2 separate regions of the Homo sapiens genome follow, and region 2 is linked to region 1. A link is an interaction called in ENCODE POLR2A ChIA-PET data of the cell type or tissue named here. Cell type or tissue: B cell. All regions are shown on one strand. Links, peaks and the distances in the headings refer to the core of each region. The heading gives the core; the rest is flanking DNA.

What was found. ChIA-PET counts read pairs that join two places held together with the same protein. Peaks named below come from ENCODE experiments on the same cell type or tissue, not always from the same donor. Only the 100,000 strongest peaks of a DNase experiment are listed, where the experiment ranks them.
Region 2: POLR2A ChIA-PET joins it to region 1 with 9 read pairs; 2 of 35 experiments call an interaction of 5 or more read pairs at or near these places.

Annotation. Positions count from the first base shown.
Region 1 is chr12:110,802,678-110,811,412 of GRCh38, reverse strand. No RefSeq gene overlaps it. Among named protein-coding and RNA genes, the nearest start is that of CCDC63, 40 kb to the left of the region's middle. RefSeq lists an enhancer at 1,719-2,220 and a cis regulatory region at 3,531-3,794. In B cell, for the core only: no CTCF peak of the experiment used is centred there; no DNase peak of the experiment used is centred there.
Region 2 is chr12:110,668,472-110,677,206 of GRCh38, reverse strand. All of the region lies in intron 3 of HVCN1 (hydrogen voltage gated channel 1), which reads left to right. It overlaps LOC124903017 (a long non-coding RNA gene), which reads right to left. Exons shown (of 2, transcript XR_007063460.1): 2 at 4,284-7,086. Among named protein-coding and RNA genes, the nearest start is that of HVCN1, 16 kb to the left of the region's middle. RefSeq lists enhancers at 4,772-4,921, 6,896-7,035, 8,086-8,185. In B cell, for the core only: no CTCF peak of the experiment used is centred there; DNase peaks (open chromatin) are centred at 6,906 and 7,946; H3K4me3 peaks cover 3,432 bases; H3K27ac peaks cover 7,883 bases.

The DNA.
Region 1 (8,735 bases), core at 143-8,142:
CACACACACACAAACACACACACACACTGTGATGGGCATGAAATGCTCCATTTCCTTTGGTTTTTTTTGTTTTTTTTGTTTTTTTGAGACAGAGTCTTGCTCTGTCACCCAGGCTGGAATGCAGTACATGACCTCAGCTCACTGCAACCTCCGCCTCCCAAGTTCAAGCAATCCTCCTGCCTCAGCCTCCTGAGTAGCTGGGATTACAGGCACGCACAGCCACACCCAGCTAATTTTTGTATTTTTAGTAGAGATGGGGTTTCACCAAGTTGGCCAGACTGGTCTCGAACTCCTGACCTCAAGTAATCCACCCGTCTCAGCCTCCCAAAGTGCTGGGATTACAGGAGTGGGCCACTGTGCCCGGCCTAGTCATCTTTTTGTTTTTGCTAATGAAACCTTAGGTATTGGATGGGCAGAGATTCATTAGACATAAACAATGACCCACTTCTAGCCAAGGAGACATAAGGAGAAGGCTGTTCCTGGGGCTTCTGCAGAATTTTTTTTTTTTCTGAATTTAACTGCAGAATTTTTTTTTTTCTGAATAAAATAAATGTGTGAGGAGCTGCTCTCCACACCTGCTTCCTTTAGAGGTGGTTGTATGAGGATGTGATACCTGGCAGTGGCAGCGACAGCCATTCTGTGACTATGAGGAGACATGGCCAACATGTCAAGGGTATCAGAGAGGAAATACATGGAAAGAACCCAGGTCATTGATGAAGCTGTTGAGATGAACTAACTTTGAAATCACCTATTACCAAATCTATTATGCAAAAAAGGAACCCCTAGTATTTAATCCATGTTTAGCCAGGCGCTCTTTTACTTGCAGCCAAAGACAGCCCAAAGGACATGCTAACCATCCTCCATGCTTCACGGGCATAGCCCAGGCAGGTGTTTTCAAAGCCATGGCTGACTGAAATCAATGTAGTGGGTCATGACCAACATGAAAATAAATAAAATAGTATAGATAATATGAGAATGCATGACACATAGAAAAGATAAATATTGTTTCTCAAAACTCCTGTTTGACTTATGTGTATCCCACATTAGGATCCCCAGGAAGCAGACTCTAAGATAGAATTTAGTGTTTAGGGGATATTTGAAGAAGCCCCCTTGAGATCACCTCCTGGGGAAGGAGCAGAGAGGAAGCAGGAGTGGGTAGGGAGAGAAGTTGACCTGAAATGCAGGTGCAACACCATATTTACCAACCCCACCAGGAAACAGGAAGTTAAGATGGCTGTTCAGAATTGTCTAGATTGGGCCAAGATGGCCAGACCTTTGTATATCCCCTAATCAAAATTACTAGACGTGGGACATCCCAGGAAATTTATGTGACCTTGGGCAAGGTGGCCTTCTGCAGGTGAGGCAGGGGCTCAGCCCAAGGACCTGACACCTGGATGCTCTCTGAGGACACCACTTTCAGCAGCTGGAACAGGGCTCTCCTTAAAAGGAAATGGAGCAGCTGGGCACAGTGCCTCATGCCAGTAATCCCAGCACTTTGGGAGGCCAAGGCGGGTAGATCACTTGAGCTCAGGAATTCTAGACCAGCCTGGCCAACATGGTGAAAACTCCTCTCTACTAAAAATACAAAAATTAGCTTTGCATGGTGGCACACACCTGTAATCCCAGCTACTTGGGAGGCTGAGGCAGGAGAATTGCTTGAACTGGGGAGGTGGAGGTTGCAGCGAGCTGAGATCATGCCACTGCGCTCCAGTCTGGGTGACAGAGTGAGACTACACCTCAAAAAAAAAAAAGTGAATGAATGTTGCTAAGGTCTGCCACAGTCCATGTTAGATATCCCTTTCAGCCCTCATTTCCTTATGGGCTTCCATGTCAAAGACCCCGAGGCGGGAGCAGAGGCATTGATCTGGAGCAGATTCATAGCAATTGTACCACCACCAAGGCTTCCTAGATCTGTGACAGACACCACCAGTCAATTACAGCAAGTTTCCCACTGAGCAAGAATGTGGTTTCACAATGTATCTCAACAAAGTATTCCATGTACCCATTACCAACCCATTAGAATTACAACCTGAGATAAAATCTGGTTCCTGCCCTGACCTCTATACCAGAGGATAATAAAGGAAGCTGATAGAAGGTTATTGCTGGTTATTGCTCTGCATTTTCAAAACACTCTCTGACTCATGCCATCCACCCCTCCCTCCCCACATTGGATGTGTCCTCCTTCTCTCTGCCTATCTAAATCCCACCCATCTTTCAAAGAGGCTCAACTCGGAGCAGAGATCCTGTCTTAAAAGACCCTGTCTTAAAAATAAATACATAAAATTCATTTTAAAAAAGAGGCTCAACTCAAACCTGACTCCTCCAGGAAGTCTCCCCTGGGTGTCCCAACCTTGTCTAAAATTATTCACTGAACCCACTGACCAAACCTGACATCACTCCAAGTGGGATAACCAAACATTGAGAGCTTCCTAATGTGATGCGAACAAGAATCTCTATAAAGTGTTCTTGCCCCATGTGACTCTAATCCAGCCTGTAGATTAACTACCCATTTACAAGGAATATGGAGGCTAACAGTAAATAACACCTGGAATGTAATTAGCAAAAATCTAGAATGTCGGAAACGGAAGGACAAGGCTCCAGGGTCTTCAGCAAGTAAATGACATTTTAAAAAACAGGAAGAAATTTGTAGATTTGTATCAGTTATCTATTGTCCACAATAATACTATATAATAAATTACACTAGAATTTAGTGATTTATTTATTTTTTATTTATTTTGAGACTGAGTCTCGCTCTTGTTGCCCAGGCTGGAGTGCAATGACACAATCTCGGCTCACCTCAACCTCCGCCTCCAGGGTTCAAGCGATTCTCCTGCCTCAGCCTCCCGAGTAGCTGGGATTAGAGGCATGTGCCACCATGCCTGGCTAATTTTATTTTTAGTAGAGACAGGGTTTCTCCATGTTGGTCAGGCTGGTCTGGAACTCCCTACCTCAGGCGATCTGCCCACCTTGGCCTCCCAAAGTGCTGGGATTACAGGTGTGAGCCACTGCGCCTGGCCTATTTTTTTATTTTTATTTATTTATTTATTTATTTTTTTGAGACAGGTTCTCACTCTGTGGCCCAGGCTGGAGTGCAATGGTGAGATCTCGACTCATGGCAACCTCCAGTCCCAGGCTCAGGTGACCCTCCCATCTCAGCCTCCTGAGTAGTGGAGACCACAGGCGCACACCACCATACCCAGCTAATTTTTCTATTTTTAGTAGACACAGGGTTTCTTCCTGTTGCCCAGGCTGGTCTGAACTCCTGGGCTCAAGTGATCCAACCACCTGGACCTCCCAAAGTGCTGGGATTACAGGCGTGAGCCACTGCGCCTGGCCAAATTTAGTGATTTTAAAATAACAATTATTATTACACAAGAAGCTGTGGCTCTTTTGGTCTGGGCCAGGTTCAGCTGAGCTGGGCTGGGCTGATCTCATGTTCTGTGGTCAGCTGGCGGGTCAGAAGATGGGCTGGCCTAGAACAGCCTCACCTGGCACAGCTCTTCTGCCCACAGTCTCTTGTCCCACAGCAGGCTGCCTGGGCTTGCTCTCCTTGCTGAGGCAGGGGTCCAAGAAGCATGTAGAATCACGTAGAGGCATCAAGGCTGGGACCGAGACGGCACTCACTTTTACTTCTGCTGCATTCTATTGGCCCAAGCAAGTCACCTGACCAAGCCCAGATTCAAAGGTTGAAAATAGACTCCTCCTCAACAAGAGAAGCCGCCTTCACCTTGCGAAGGACGTGAATACAGAAAGAGACCATTTTTTGGCAATTAATCCCCCACAGGGTAGAAAGAGACTAAGTATATATCAATCAATGCAATGTGTGCCCTTGCTCAGATCCTGACTTCAACAGACCAACTGCAAAACCTCATTTTTGTAGTCATTAGGGCAAATTGAACATAGAATATTAGATGGTAACAAGGAAGTGTGGTTTTTTAATTTTATTTATTTATTTTTTTGACGGAGTTTCGCTCTTGTTGCCTAGGCTGGAGTGCAATGGTGCGATCTTGGCTCACTGCAACCTCCACCTCCCAGGTTCAAGCGATTCTCCTGCCTCAGCCTCCCGAGTAGCTGGGATTACAGGCATGTGCCACCATGCCTGGCTAATTTTGTATTTTTAGTAGAGACGGTGTTTCTCCATGTTGGTCAGGCTGGTCTTGAACTCTCGACCTCAGGTGATCCACCCGCTCTCAGCCTCCCAAAGTGCTGGGATTACAGGCGTGAGCCACAGCGCCCGGCTTAGGAAGTGTTAATTCTTTAAGTATGATAATGGTATTGTGAATATTTTCTAATGCGTTTATTGTTAGAAATACATATTGCATTCCGGGTGCGGTGGCTCACGCCTATAATCCCAACACTTTGGGAGGCCGAGGCGGGCAGATCATGAGGTCAAGAGATCGAGACCATCCTGGCCAACATGGCAAAACCCCGTCTCTACTAAAAATACAAAAATTAGGTGGGTGTGGTGGTGCGCACCTGTAGTCCCAGCTACTTGGGAGGCTGAGGCAGGAGAATCACTTGAACCCAGGAGGTGGAGGTTGCAGTGAGCCAAGGTCACACCACTGCGCTCCAGCCTGGTGACAAAGTGAGACTCTGTCTCAAAAAAAAAAAAAAAAGAAATATGTATTACAGTGTTATGATGTCTGGAATTTATTTAAAGATATTCCAGGCTGGGCATGGTAGCTCATGCCTATAATCCTAGCACTTTGGGAGGCCGAAGCTGGAGGATCGCTAGAGGCCAGGAGTTTGAGACCAGCCTGGGCAATATAGCAAGACCCTGTCTCTACAAAAAATTTAAAAAATTAGCCAAGCACAGTGGCACGTGCCTGTGGTCCCAGCTACTCTGGAGGCTGAGGTGGGAGGATGGCTTGAGCCCAGAAGCTCAATGCTTCAGTGAGCCCTGATCATGCCACTGCACTCCAGCGACGGAGTGAGACCCTGTCTCAAAAAAAAAAAAAAAAAAAAAAGATATTCCAACAAGACCATCAAGAAAAGGAAGTAGGGTATGTGTAAGGGGTAGGAGATGTAGTAAGAATGGCAGAGGGTTGGTAGTTGTTAAAGCTGCGTAATGCATACCCAGGGGTTTATGGTACTATCTTCATGATGTTTATATGTGTGTGTCTGAAATTTTCCATTACAGGCCAGGAACGGTGCTCATACCTGTAATCCCAGCACTTTGGGAGGCCGAGGCGGGTGGACCACCCGAGGTCAGGAGTTTGAGACAAGCCCGGCCCACATGGCGAAACACCGACTCTACTAAAAATACAAAAATTAGCTGGGTGTGGTGGCACATGCCTGTAATCTCAGCTACTCAGGAGGCTGAGACAGGAGAATCGCTTGAACCTGGGAGGCAGAAGTTGCAATGAGCCAAGATCACCACTGCACTCCAGCCTGGGTAATGGAGTGAGACCCTGTCTCAAAAAAAAAAAAAAGAAAGAAAGAAAGAAAGAAAGAAATTTCCCATGGTAAGGAATGTTTAAAAATTATTCATCGGTTTTATTTCCCTCATGTAGTTTCATAAAGTATGGTGTGATTATCATATAATCATGATAATATGGTGTTTCAAGAATATTGCAGAAAAAGTCTAGTTTGGTTCCACCCTGTCTTTAACATCTGTCAAGCACTTGTTAATCTCCCGTTATAACAAAGTGAGAGCAGGCTCAGGCTTCGGAGCTCTTGTCCTGAACAAGATATGGAAAGAATATCACATCATTGTTTGATTTTCATACCACTTCTTTGTTATCATTACCTTCTCTCTACTATGAGTGATACTGCTTTTGCATTTATAAATAGTAATAAAAAGTTCTTTTCAAATAAATTAAAGCTATAAAAAGTAAACTGGCCAGGCATGGTAGCTCACGCCTGTAATCCCAGCACTTTGGGAGGCCGAGGCAGGTGGATCACCTGACACCGGGAGTTCGAGACCAGCCTAGTCAACATGGTGAAACCCCGTCTCCACTAAAAATACAAAAATTAGCCAGGCGTGGTGGCACCTGTAATCCCAACTACTCAGGAGGCTGAGGCAAGAGAATCGCTTGAACCCAAGAGGCAGAGGTTGCAGTGAGCCGAGATCATGCTACTACACTCCAGCCTGGGTGACAAAGCTAGACTCCATCTTAAAAAAAAAAAAAAAAAAAAAAAAATGAGGCTGGGTGCGGTGGCTCACGCCTGTAATCCCAGCACTTTGGGAGGCCGAGGCGGGCAGATCACGAGGTCAGGAGATCGAGACCATCCTGGCTAACACGGTGAAACCCCATCTCTACTAAAAATACAAAAAATTAGCCGGGCGTGGTGGTGGGCACCTGTAGTCCCAGCTACTCAGGAGGCTGAGGCAGGAGAATGGTGTGAACCCAGGAGGCGGAGCTTGCAGTGAGCCGAGATAGCACCACTGCACTCCAGCCTGGGTGGCAGAGCAAGACTTCGCCTCAAAAAAAAAAAAAAAAAAAAAAAAGAGTAAACTTATTTTTAAAATGTGATTAAATCAGTAATGGTACAGATGTTGGCTACCCACTCTAGCAAATAATTCCAAATCCCACTGGCTTTACATAATAAAGTTATGCTTCTCAAGTCACAGCCCAGTGCAAGGCAGTCAGAGTCTCGATTCCACAGAGTCATTCAGGAACTCAGGCTCCTTCCAGCTAGTGGCTCTGAAACCCCCCACACCTTGGGGTCCACCATGGAACCTTCTGCGTTCAGCTGGCCAACTAGAGAACTGAGAGAGAGGCTGTGGTGTCGTGTGGAAGGATTTGGGAGACCAGGCCTAGACATGAACACTTCACTTTAGCCCACATTCCATTGGCTAGAACTTCATCACATAGTTCCACTTAGCTGCAAGGGAGGCTGGAACTAAAGCACGAGCCCAGGAAGAAGATAAGAATGGTGAACATTTAGCATTACCTCTGCCACTGCAGTCCTCAAATGACAAAAAGTTGAGAAAAACAAGTCTATAAGATGAAGCCCCAATTCCTCAGTGTGGCACACAAAGGTCTATCACTCAGGGTTCAATCAGAGATCCACTGTGAGCATCAGAGAAGGGATTTATTACAGGGTTAGACCTTACACAATTGTGAGAGCTGGTAGAGGACTCTATTCACTAATGTTGTCTCTGGGTCACTTATATCAGCTGTCAAGGAGGAGGCTGGACATGAATGAGAGCTAGGAAAAATTGGAACCTTGAGGATGAACTGGGAACCACAAGGACAACTGAGAGCACCAACTGGAAGCTGTGTCCACAGTGTCTGGGGCTCTGCATTGACCTTCTTAGCATTAAAAATATGGCTCAGTTTCACTCCCACCTTCCAAATCTCATACAAATTTCTCCTGTGGCTAATGCCAACCCAGAACCATATGGAGATGGTAATTCTGGAAAAGTGGTTCTAGCCTAGCTGAACACAGAACAAGCCATTCATGGGCCTGTGCAGCATTCTAGCCTCACCCCCCCAGCACTCCCCAGCTCACATCTTCCACTCCAGCCATGCCAACGACTTGCATTTTCTCGACTACACCAGATGTTTCCTCTCTTGTCCATGCTGCTGTTCCCTCTGTCTGGAATGTTCTTTCCTGCCACCATCTTATGCCTCACTCTTTCTCAGCCTTCAAGATCTGTTCAAATGCCACCTCCCCTAGGAAGCCTTCCCTAATGTCTCCGCCAGGAATGGGAGAGTGGCGGGGCCATAAATGCAGTAGAAGGTTGTGCAACTTGCAATCCTTCTGCATAACCTTTCAAATCTTCCACAAAATCACTACATGTACTAAATGCTGAGTGTGACTGGGTTTCTTCTCAAAAATAGTGAGGGGGTGGGGCTTTTAACCTGGCTTTGACTCAGGGTGGGAGCAAGATAGCTCACACAGTCACAAGAGCCCTGAGACCAGGAGGAGTATGAGGAAGAGAAGAGCAAGAGGATATAAGATACAGGAACAGGCAGAAATTGACGGGAGGCTTTAAGCTGTCTCCAACTTGGAATTTGGGTCTATGCCATGTTTAAGTAGATCTCAGAGGAGAAGGAGCACCATGTTACACAGGTGTGGTAGATAGGATTATCTTTCTTAATTCTTCACTCCCTTCTGTCACATGACCTTGAAATGCATGAGAGTGAGGAAAGTCTATTTCCCTTTCCTGTTGATGTCAGGCTTGGCAATAGCTATAGATAGTGGCATAGATTTTTTGCCAGTGGAATGTGTGCAGAGGTGATGTGCTAGCTCCAAGCCAAGGTGTTAAGAAACATTACATGTGTCTGCTCATCCCCTTGCACTTCTGCTAGCCACCTTGAACATGCCTGAGTAGTTGCTGACCCAAGAGGATTAAAAAAAAAAATGTAGAAGAAATACATGGAACATACCAGAACACAACTGCAGCCAGGAGCCAAGCCCAAGTGATTCCAGCAGACCTACAGTTAATTCGTACACTCACAAGCAAGAAAATCAATGTTTGTTGTTGTGGCTTTTTAATAGTATGTGAAATGTCATTCATGTACTGTTAAATTCACCAATGTAAACAGTATAATCCAGCAGTTTTTAGCATATTTATAGCTGTGCAACCATCACCACAATTAATTTTAGAATGTTTTCATCACCCCAAAAAGAAACCCTATACCTATTGTATTAGCAATCTCTCCCCATTTCTTTTCTTTTTTTTTTTTTTTTAGAGAAGTCTTACTCTTATCCCCAGTCTATTCCCATTTCTGTTTGTCATTTGAAGCCACTAAGTGGGGTAGAGAGATACTTGTTACACAGCA
Region 2 (8,735 bases), core at 372-8,371, 130 kb after region 1:
AACAGACAAGGTCTTGCTGTATCACCCAGGCTGGAGTGCAGTGACACGATCACAGCTTACTGCAGCCTCAACATTCTGGGCTCAAGCGATCCGCCTCTCTCAGTCTCCCAAGTAACTGGGACTAGAGGCGAGCACCACTACACCTGGTTAATTTTTAGATTTTTTTGTAGAGACGGAGTCTCACTCTGTTGCCCAGGCTGGTCTTGAACTCCTGAACTCAGTGATCCCCCTCAGCCTCCCAAAGTGCTGGGATTACAGGTGTGAGTGACTGCACCCAGCCAAAAGTTTTAAATAAGGGAGTGTGTCAGGGTTCCCGAGACCCTATGCCCAGTGTCAGTGACTCACTAGGAGGACCTGTGGGACTCGCATGCAGATGTGCTCCTGGCTCAGATTAATTGCCACAAAAGGATTGAAATTAAAATCAGTAAAGGGAAAAGGCACGTGGGGTGAAGTTCAGAAAAAACCTGGCACAAGCTTCCAGAGCCCTCTCCTGGGTTGGGGGCAGAGGTCCTTGGGGTCACACTTATTTCCTCCAGCAGGGAGTTGTGACAAGATGTGTGAAGTGTTTGCAAGCAGAGCAGTTCCTTAGAGACCCAATGCCCAGAGTTTTCATTGGAGCTGGGCACAGAGGTACCCTCTGCCTGGCACTTAGAAAAATTCCATACTCTCCAAATGAAAGTAGGAGTTCAGCATAAACCATGCTGTTTCCACAAGCAGTCTAGGCACAATGAGCTGCTCTTATCAGGGAATGGCGGGAATTTTCCAGAAGTCCAAATTCCCAGATGCCAGTGGAGGCCAGGCAGGCCTGTCTGAGGAAGGCAGCCTCGGGACCGCTGGGCTGGCCCTTTTCTGCACAGGGAGTGATGTAGTCATGCTTGGAGGGATGCTCTCCTGCAGCTGATGGAGAATGCAGCAGGGAAGGAGAGAGCAGAGAGGAGCTGCGACAGCCTCCAAGTGAGGCAGGGGGTTGGCCAGGGCAGTGGCAGAGGGTGGGGGAAGTAGGTGGCAGATCAGGGGTCATTTAGTTGCTGAAATGCACCAGGCTTAATGCTGGACAGGGCTATAGGGGAGGATGAGTGAAGCTAGGACTGGGGACAGCCGCTCTGGCCCTGCCTGGGTGGTGTTAAGACCCTGGACCAGGAAGCAGCACACCCAGCTGCAAGTCTGTGGACTGTCCACTGACAGGTGGTGGTTACCATGTTGCAGTCTTCAGTTTGCTCCTCTGCTAAGGGAGGTAAGACTGCATCTCAGAACCTTGATCCCATCTCTTATTTATTTATTTTATTATTATTATTATTGAGACAGAATCTTGTTCTGTTGTCCTGGCTGGAGTGCAATGGCATTATCTCGGCTCACTGCAACCTCTGCCTCCTAGGTTCAAGTGATTCTCATGCCTCAGCCTCCCAAGTAGCTGGGATTATAGGCATGCACCACCACCACCCCCAGCTAATTTTTGTATTTTTAGTAGAGATAGAGTTTCACCATGTTGGCCAGGCTGGTCTTGAACTCCTGGGCTCAAGCAATCCACCCACCTCAGCCTCTCAAAGTGCTGGGATTACAGGCATGAGCCACCACTCCCAGTCCCATCTCTAAAATGTCATTTTTGTTGCTGAAAAAAAAATCTACTTTTCTGCCATTTTTTTCTCTGTATTGGCAGAGAAAAGAACAAAGCTAGCGGACTTGAGTTCCTGTGCTGGCTTTATCACTTACTTATGATTTTATTTTATTTTTGGTTTTCTGTTTCTTTTGAGATGGAGTCTTGCCCTGTCACCCAGGTCGGAGTGCAGTGGCACGATCTTGGCTCACTGCAACCTCCGCCTCCCAGGTTCAAGCAATTCCCCTGCCTCAGCCTCCCAAGTAGTTGGGACTACAGGCATGCGCCACCACGCCTGGCTAATTTTTGTATTTTTAGTAGAGACGGGGTTTCCCCACGTTGGTGAGGCTGGTCTTGAACTCCTGACCTCAGGTGATCCACCAGCCTTGGCCTCCCAAAGCGCTGGGATTACAGGTATGAGCCACCGCACCCAGCTTTATGTTTGTTTTTTAACAACGCTACATGAACATATGTATAGCATAATAAATTAAAACAGCAAACAGGTATATATTAGGTTGAATCATATGAAATTATCAATTTCTTCTAGTTTTTATCTACAAAGATGGCACTTTTAAGTCCTCTTTTATATCAGAAAAGTTTTCTTGAATTATATCTTTGTTCTAGTCTATTAATCTCATTTTCTTATTCAGGGATTCCAGTTATGAATATATTGGTTCCTTCTCTTCCCACCTCCACTAAATACTTCATTCACCACTTAACTCCCTGCAGGCTGGATCTCAGTCCAAAAATGGCAATTTCTTAGGGATAAACCTTGTATTTGTTTTCATGCTGCTGATAAAGACATACCTGAGACAGGGAAGAAAAAGAGGTTTAATTGGACTTATAGTTCCATATGGCTGGCGAGGCCTCAGAATCATGGCAGGAGACGAAAAGCACTTACATGGTGGCAGCAAGAGGTGATGAGAGAGAAGCAAAAGCAGAAACCCCGATAAACCCATCAGATCTTGTGAGACTTATTTGCTATCATGAGAATAGCATGAGAAAGATTGGCCCCCATGATTCAATTACCTCCCCCTGGGTCCCTCCCACAACACATGGGAATTCTGGAAGATATAATTCAAGTTAAGATTTGGGTGGAGACACAGCCAAACTACATCATTCTGCCCCTGACCCCTCCAAATCTCATATCCTCACATTTTAAAACCAATCATGCCTTCCCAACAGTCCCCCAAAGTCTTACTTCATCATTAGCCCAAAAGTCCACAGTCCAAAGTCTCATCTGAGACAAACCAAGTCCCTTTTGCCTATGAGCCTGTAAAAATCAAAACAAGCTAGTTACTTCCCTACATGCAGGGGGGTTACAGGTATTGGGTAAATACAGCTGTTCCTAATGGGAGAAATTAACCAAAACAAAATAGTTACAGGGTCCCTGCAAGTCTGAAATCCAGTGGGGCAGTCAAATTCTAAGGCTTCAAAATGATCTCCTTTGACTCCATGTCTCACATCCAGGTCAGGCTGATGCAAGAGGTAGGTTCCCATAGTCTTGGGCAGCCCCGCCCCTGTGGCTTTGCAGGGTATAACCCACCTCCTGGCTGCTTTCATGAGCTGACATTAAGTGTCTGTGGCTTTTCCAGGTATATGGTGCAAGCTATTGGTGGATCTACCATTCTGGGGTCTGGAGGACTGTGGCCCTCTTCTCACAGCTCTACTAGGTGATACCCCAGAAGGGACTCAGTGTGGGTGCTCCCACCCCACATTTCCCTTCTGCACTGCCCTAGCAGAGGTTCTCCATGAGGGCCCCACCCCTGAAGCAAACTTTTGGCTGGGCATTCAGGCATTTCCAAACATCTGAAATCTAGGCAGAGGTTCCCAAACCTCAATTCTTGACTTCTGTGCACCTGCAGGCTCAACACCACGTGGAAGCTGCCAAAGCTTGGGGCTTCCACCCTCTGAAGCCACAGCCTGAGCTGTATGTTGGCCCCTTTCAGCCACAGCTGGAGCAGCTGGACACAGGGCACCAAGTCCCTAGGCCCATGAAACCACTTTTTCCTCCTGGGCCTCTGGGTCTGTGATGGGAGGGGCTGCTGTGAAGGTCTCTGACATGGCCTGGAGACATTTTCCCAAGGTCTTGGGGATTAACATTAGGCTCCTTGCTATTTATGGAAATTTCTGTAGCTGGCTTGAATTTCTCCCCAGAAAATGGGTTTTTCTTTTCTATCACATCATCAGGCTGCAAATTTTCCAAACTTTTATGCCTTACTTCCCTTATACAACTGAATGCCTTTAACAGCAGGCATTGAATGCTTTGCTGCTTAGAAATTTCTTCTGCCAGATACCCTAAATCATCTTTCTCAAGTTCAAAGCTCCACAAATCTCTATGGCAGGGGCAAAATGCTGCCAGCTCTTTGCTAAAACATGCCAAAAGTCACCTTTACTCCAGTTGCCAAAAAGTTCCTCATCTCCATCTGAGACCACCTCAGCCTGGACCTTATTGTCCAGATCACTATCAGCATTCTGGGCAAAGTCATTCAACAAGTTCTAGGAAGTTCCACGCTTTCCCACACTTCCCTGTCTTCTTCTGAGCCCTCCAAACTATTCCAGACTCTGCCTGATACCCAGTTCCAAAGTTGGTTCCACATTTTCAGGTATCTTTTCAGCAATGTCCCACTCTACTGGTACCAATTTACTGTATTAGTTTTCACACTGCTGATAAAGACGCACCTGAGACTGGGAAGAAAAAGAGGTTTAATTGGACTTACAATTCCACATGGCTGGGGAGGCCTCAGAATTATGGCAGGAGGCGAAAGGCACTTCTTATGTGGCGGCAGCAAGAGAAAATTAGAAGCAAAAGCAGAAACCCCTGATAAACCCATCAGATCTTGTGAGACTTGTTCACTATCATGAGAATCACATGGGAAAGATTGGCCCCCATGTTTCAGTTACCTCCCCCGGGTGCCTCCAGCAACACATGAGAATTCTGGGAGGTAATTCAAGTTGAGATTTGGGTGGGGACACAGCCAAACCAAATCATATCTAATAGGTTTGGTATCAGCCAAACCTATTAGAAAAAAAAATGCAAAGTTTCACTCACCAACCCAGTCCCTCTCTCCTCCTGGGAGTTGGGGTTGATTTTGTCAGTTTTCCCATAATCGTAGATTGAGGACCCCTTTCCCTGTGGGTGTGTGAGGTCTACAGGCCTGCCACACAGTGGTGTGGTGCTCTGTGGTGTGGGTCTTCCATGGTGTCCTGGGCAACAGACTTTGAGGTGGTTTCCGGTTTAGGGCTCTTGAAGCAGGACTGGAGCAAGCACCTGTGTGCACGTGGGAGTCTCTTGTAAAGTCAAGCAATAAGGACATTTTAAATGTTGATAGAAACCAAGGTAGCCATGGTGGCACACACCTGTAGTCCTAGCTACTTGGGAGGCTGAGGCGGGAGGATTGCTTGAGCCCAGGAGTTTGCGGCTGCACTCCAGCCTGAACAACAAAATGAGATCCCATCTCAATAAAAAGGAAATAAAATTTTGATATAAATTGGTTTAGGGCCAATCCCCTCCTTTGTCCCCAAGCCTGGCACATCAGAGAGACTCAAATATTTTTTCAAAAGATGAAAGGAACTGCCCTGTTACCCTCCTAGGAAGAATACACCCATTTACATGCCCAACAGCTGGCATACAGGAGTGCCCACTTCCCTCTGCCTCTGTCACCCTGCCAAAATGTGCGGCACGGTGTGACTTCAGGCAAGTGGTCTCGCCTCCCCAGGCCTCAGTTTGCCCTTGTGCAAAATGGAGAGACTTCACCTACCCTTCCTGCCTACTTCTTAGGAGCATTAAAAGTATCAAGCGACAGCAGGTGATGTGACCGGTGGGCTCTGAGCAAAAGGAGCCGCTGTCGCTGTTGTTGGCTGCAGAATCGGGCTTTCTCCAAGTGGTTTTGGGCCCTGAAGAAGTCGGCTTTCTCCTTGGAGTCCAGGACAAATGTGTGGCCCGGAAAGATAAAGGGAAAGACAGTACCTGGCCTACAGACCATCCTGGCTAACTCAGGCACACACCCTCTGTCCTGGTTGCCTGTGGCTGCTGTGACAAACTACTACAAACTGGGGGGCTTCAACAACAGGAACTCATTCTCACCAGTTCCAGAAACCAGAAGCCCAAAATCAAGGTGTTGGCAGGACTGGCTCCTGGACGCTTTGGGATGGGGAGATGTGTCCCAGGCCTCTTCCATCCCAGCCTCTGGTGTTGTCTGCAGTCTTTGGCTTGTGGACGTATCATTCTGACCTCTGTGACCTTCACGTGACCTTACCCTCTGTGTGTCCTTTTCTCTTTTTTTGTTTTTGAGACCGAGTCTCATTCAGTCTCCCAGGCTGGAGTGCAATGGCATGATCTCGGCTCACTGCAGCCTCTCGAGTTCAAGCGATTCTCCTGCTTCAGCCTCCGGAGTAGCTAGGATTACAGGCACCCACCACCACGCCCGGCTAATTTTTGTATTTTTAGTAGAGACAGGTTTTCAATGTGTTGGGCAGGCTGGTCTTGAACTCCTGACCTCAGGCGATCTGTCCACCCTGGCCTCTCAAAGTGCTGGGATTACAGGCATGAGCCACTGCACCTGGTCAATTTTTATATTTTTAGTAGAGACGGGGTTTTGCCATGTTGGCCATGCTAGTCTTGAACTCTTGACCTCAAGTGATCCACCCACCTCAGCCTCCCAAAGTGCTGGGATTACAGGCGTGAGCTACCGCGCCTGGCCCCTTTTCTCTTTTTGTAAGGACACCAATCACCAGATTTAGGGCCCACCCTAAATCCAGTATGATTTCATCTTATCATCTTTAGTTACATCTGCAAAGACCTACATTCCAAATAAGGTCACATTCTAAGGGTCCAGGGGGACAGGAATTGTTAGGGGGGTGTGCACAATTCCACCTACTCCACCCTCTGAGCAGGTGGCTCTCCGGTCACTGGCTGCCTGGCTTTCTGTCAGCTGTGTTTTCTAGAACATAGTCTCCAAGTCATGGAGCCCAGGGGCAGATCCTGCTTTTCCAGTTCCCCACAGTGTGTGACCTTGGACAAGGCCCCCCCTCACCAGGACCCTAAAGGATGGCCTCAACCTCAGGGTTGTTAGGAATTGAAATGAAATAGTGCATGGAAGGAAGTTAGCAGCATGCTGAGATGATATGAGGTGTGATAAAATAAGCAACCATAGTAATACACGTTGCTGCCATTGTGTCTTAGAGTTTTGGGGTGAGGGTGGTTAATATGCAAATCAAGTCCCCCAAAATAGCTCTGGGAGGGAACAGGGAAATGCAAACTGAAGGGACATCAGGCCATGGGAGTTGGGAGTTGGCTGACTTTCTTAAAAAGTACCTTTTTCTCCGATTGTCAGATAACAATGAACTAGGGACTTTCCCCCTCCCACAGATGGCGGCTTCTGAGCCTGTAAAAATAGGCATCCACAAAATGCTTTTCTCTCCTTCGCTTCTAGGTCTGTCTTTTTCACTTTCCCCTTCTCTCCCAGATGGTAGTTTTTCTGGTCTAATACCTGTAAAAGAGGTCAGCAATATGTTTACCTTGAAGGAGTAGTGCCTAAGATTTTGTTAATCCATTCATTTATTAACCATTTCTTTTTTCTTTTTTTTGAGATGGAGTCTCGCTCTGTCACCCAGGCTGGAGTGCAGGGGCGCAATCTTGGCTCACTGCAGCCTCAGCCTCCCAGGTAGCTGGGATTACAGGCATGTGCCACCATGCCTGGCTAATTTTTGTATTTTTAGTAGAGATGGGGTTTCACCCTGTTGGTCAGGCTGGTCTCGAGCTCCTGACATCAGGTGATCTGCCCGTCTCGGCCTCCCAAAGTGCTAGGATTACAGGCTTGAGCCACCGCGCCCGGCCTCTTAACCACTTCTTGAGCCTCTCCCTGTGACTGAGGAAGAGTCTCTGCCCTCCCAGCGTTCACAGCCCAATGTGGTGGGGACAGTGTCTCAGTGGTTGTTAAGACAGTGTGACGTACACCCCAACTGGGGTGAGGGAGAATTAAAGAAGGCCTCCCAGGGAAGGTAAAATCTAGGTGTAAGACCTGGAAGATAGATGGGATGGGGACAGGCCATGCGGAGTCCTGGAAGCAAGAGAGCGTGGTCCGCTCTAGAACTGCAAGTTCCATGTGGCTGGAGGCTGGCAGAGGCAGGGTGCTAGGAAGGAATAAGGCTGGCAGGGAGACCAGGGCCTGGGGAAGCCAAGAGAGCTGGGACTCGATCCTGAAGGCAGTTGTGGGCATGGAGGTCGCTGCACAGCAGGGACACAGTCAGGTTGGCATTGGAGAAGGAGGACCCTGGCTGCAGGCAGGTGGAGGGAGGGTCAGGGCAGGTTCTGGTGAGGGAGAGGGGACGATGGAGTGCCAGCCAGGTTCAGGAAGTGAAACCGATGGGGTGTGAGGGAGAAGGAGGAGCCAAGGACGATTTTCTGTTCTTGGCCTGGGCAGCCAGGTAAGTGACAGCGTGCCCTAGGGGATGTGGAAGGAGGAGTGGACTGGGAGAGAAAGGTAAGAAATCAGGTCAGTTGGGTCACAGCAAACCAATGACCCAGCAGGATCTTGAACATCAGACTGGAGTCTTTGATTTGAACGTGAACGGCACCGAGAACACAGCTGTGCTAAGGCCCCCAAAGAGAGAGTCACCGGCCCAAGGACAGGGTCAAGGCTGAGGTCTCCAGGACTCCTGGTATGGGGCAGGGACATGGTACAGGAAGCTGAGGAGGGTGGCCAGAGATAGCAGGAGAAGCAGGGGGCGAGATTGCCAAGCACAGCAGATTCAACAGCGTCAAAGAGTGTGGGACCGTCAGGCAGGTTGGAGCCACGGTCACAGGTTTTGATATGGAAAGGTGACCGCAGAGGAGCATCAGGGTACAGTGGGGACAGCAAGGATTCTTGCATGGGAGATGGAGCTGTGGGGGTGTCCCGCATCAGCAACTCCACCTGTAGACTTTTGGGGTTATAAGTGACAGAAACACAGCTCAGTGTCACTTAAGCCACAAAGCGGCTGTATCAGCTCATGTAACTTAACAGCCTGAGGGATGCAGAGGCAGGCAGTGGGCAGAGAAATGAAATATCCAAGGATGGTGATGAAGCTGGAGGAGAAGAGTTTTGGGGTTTTTTGTTTTGTTTTCTTGAGACAGTCTCACTCTGTCACCCAGGCTGGA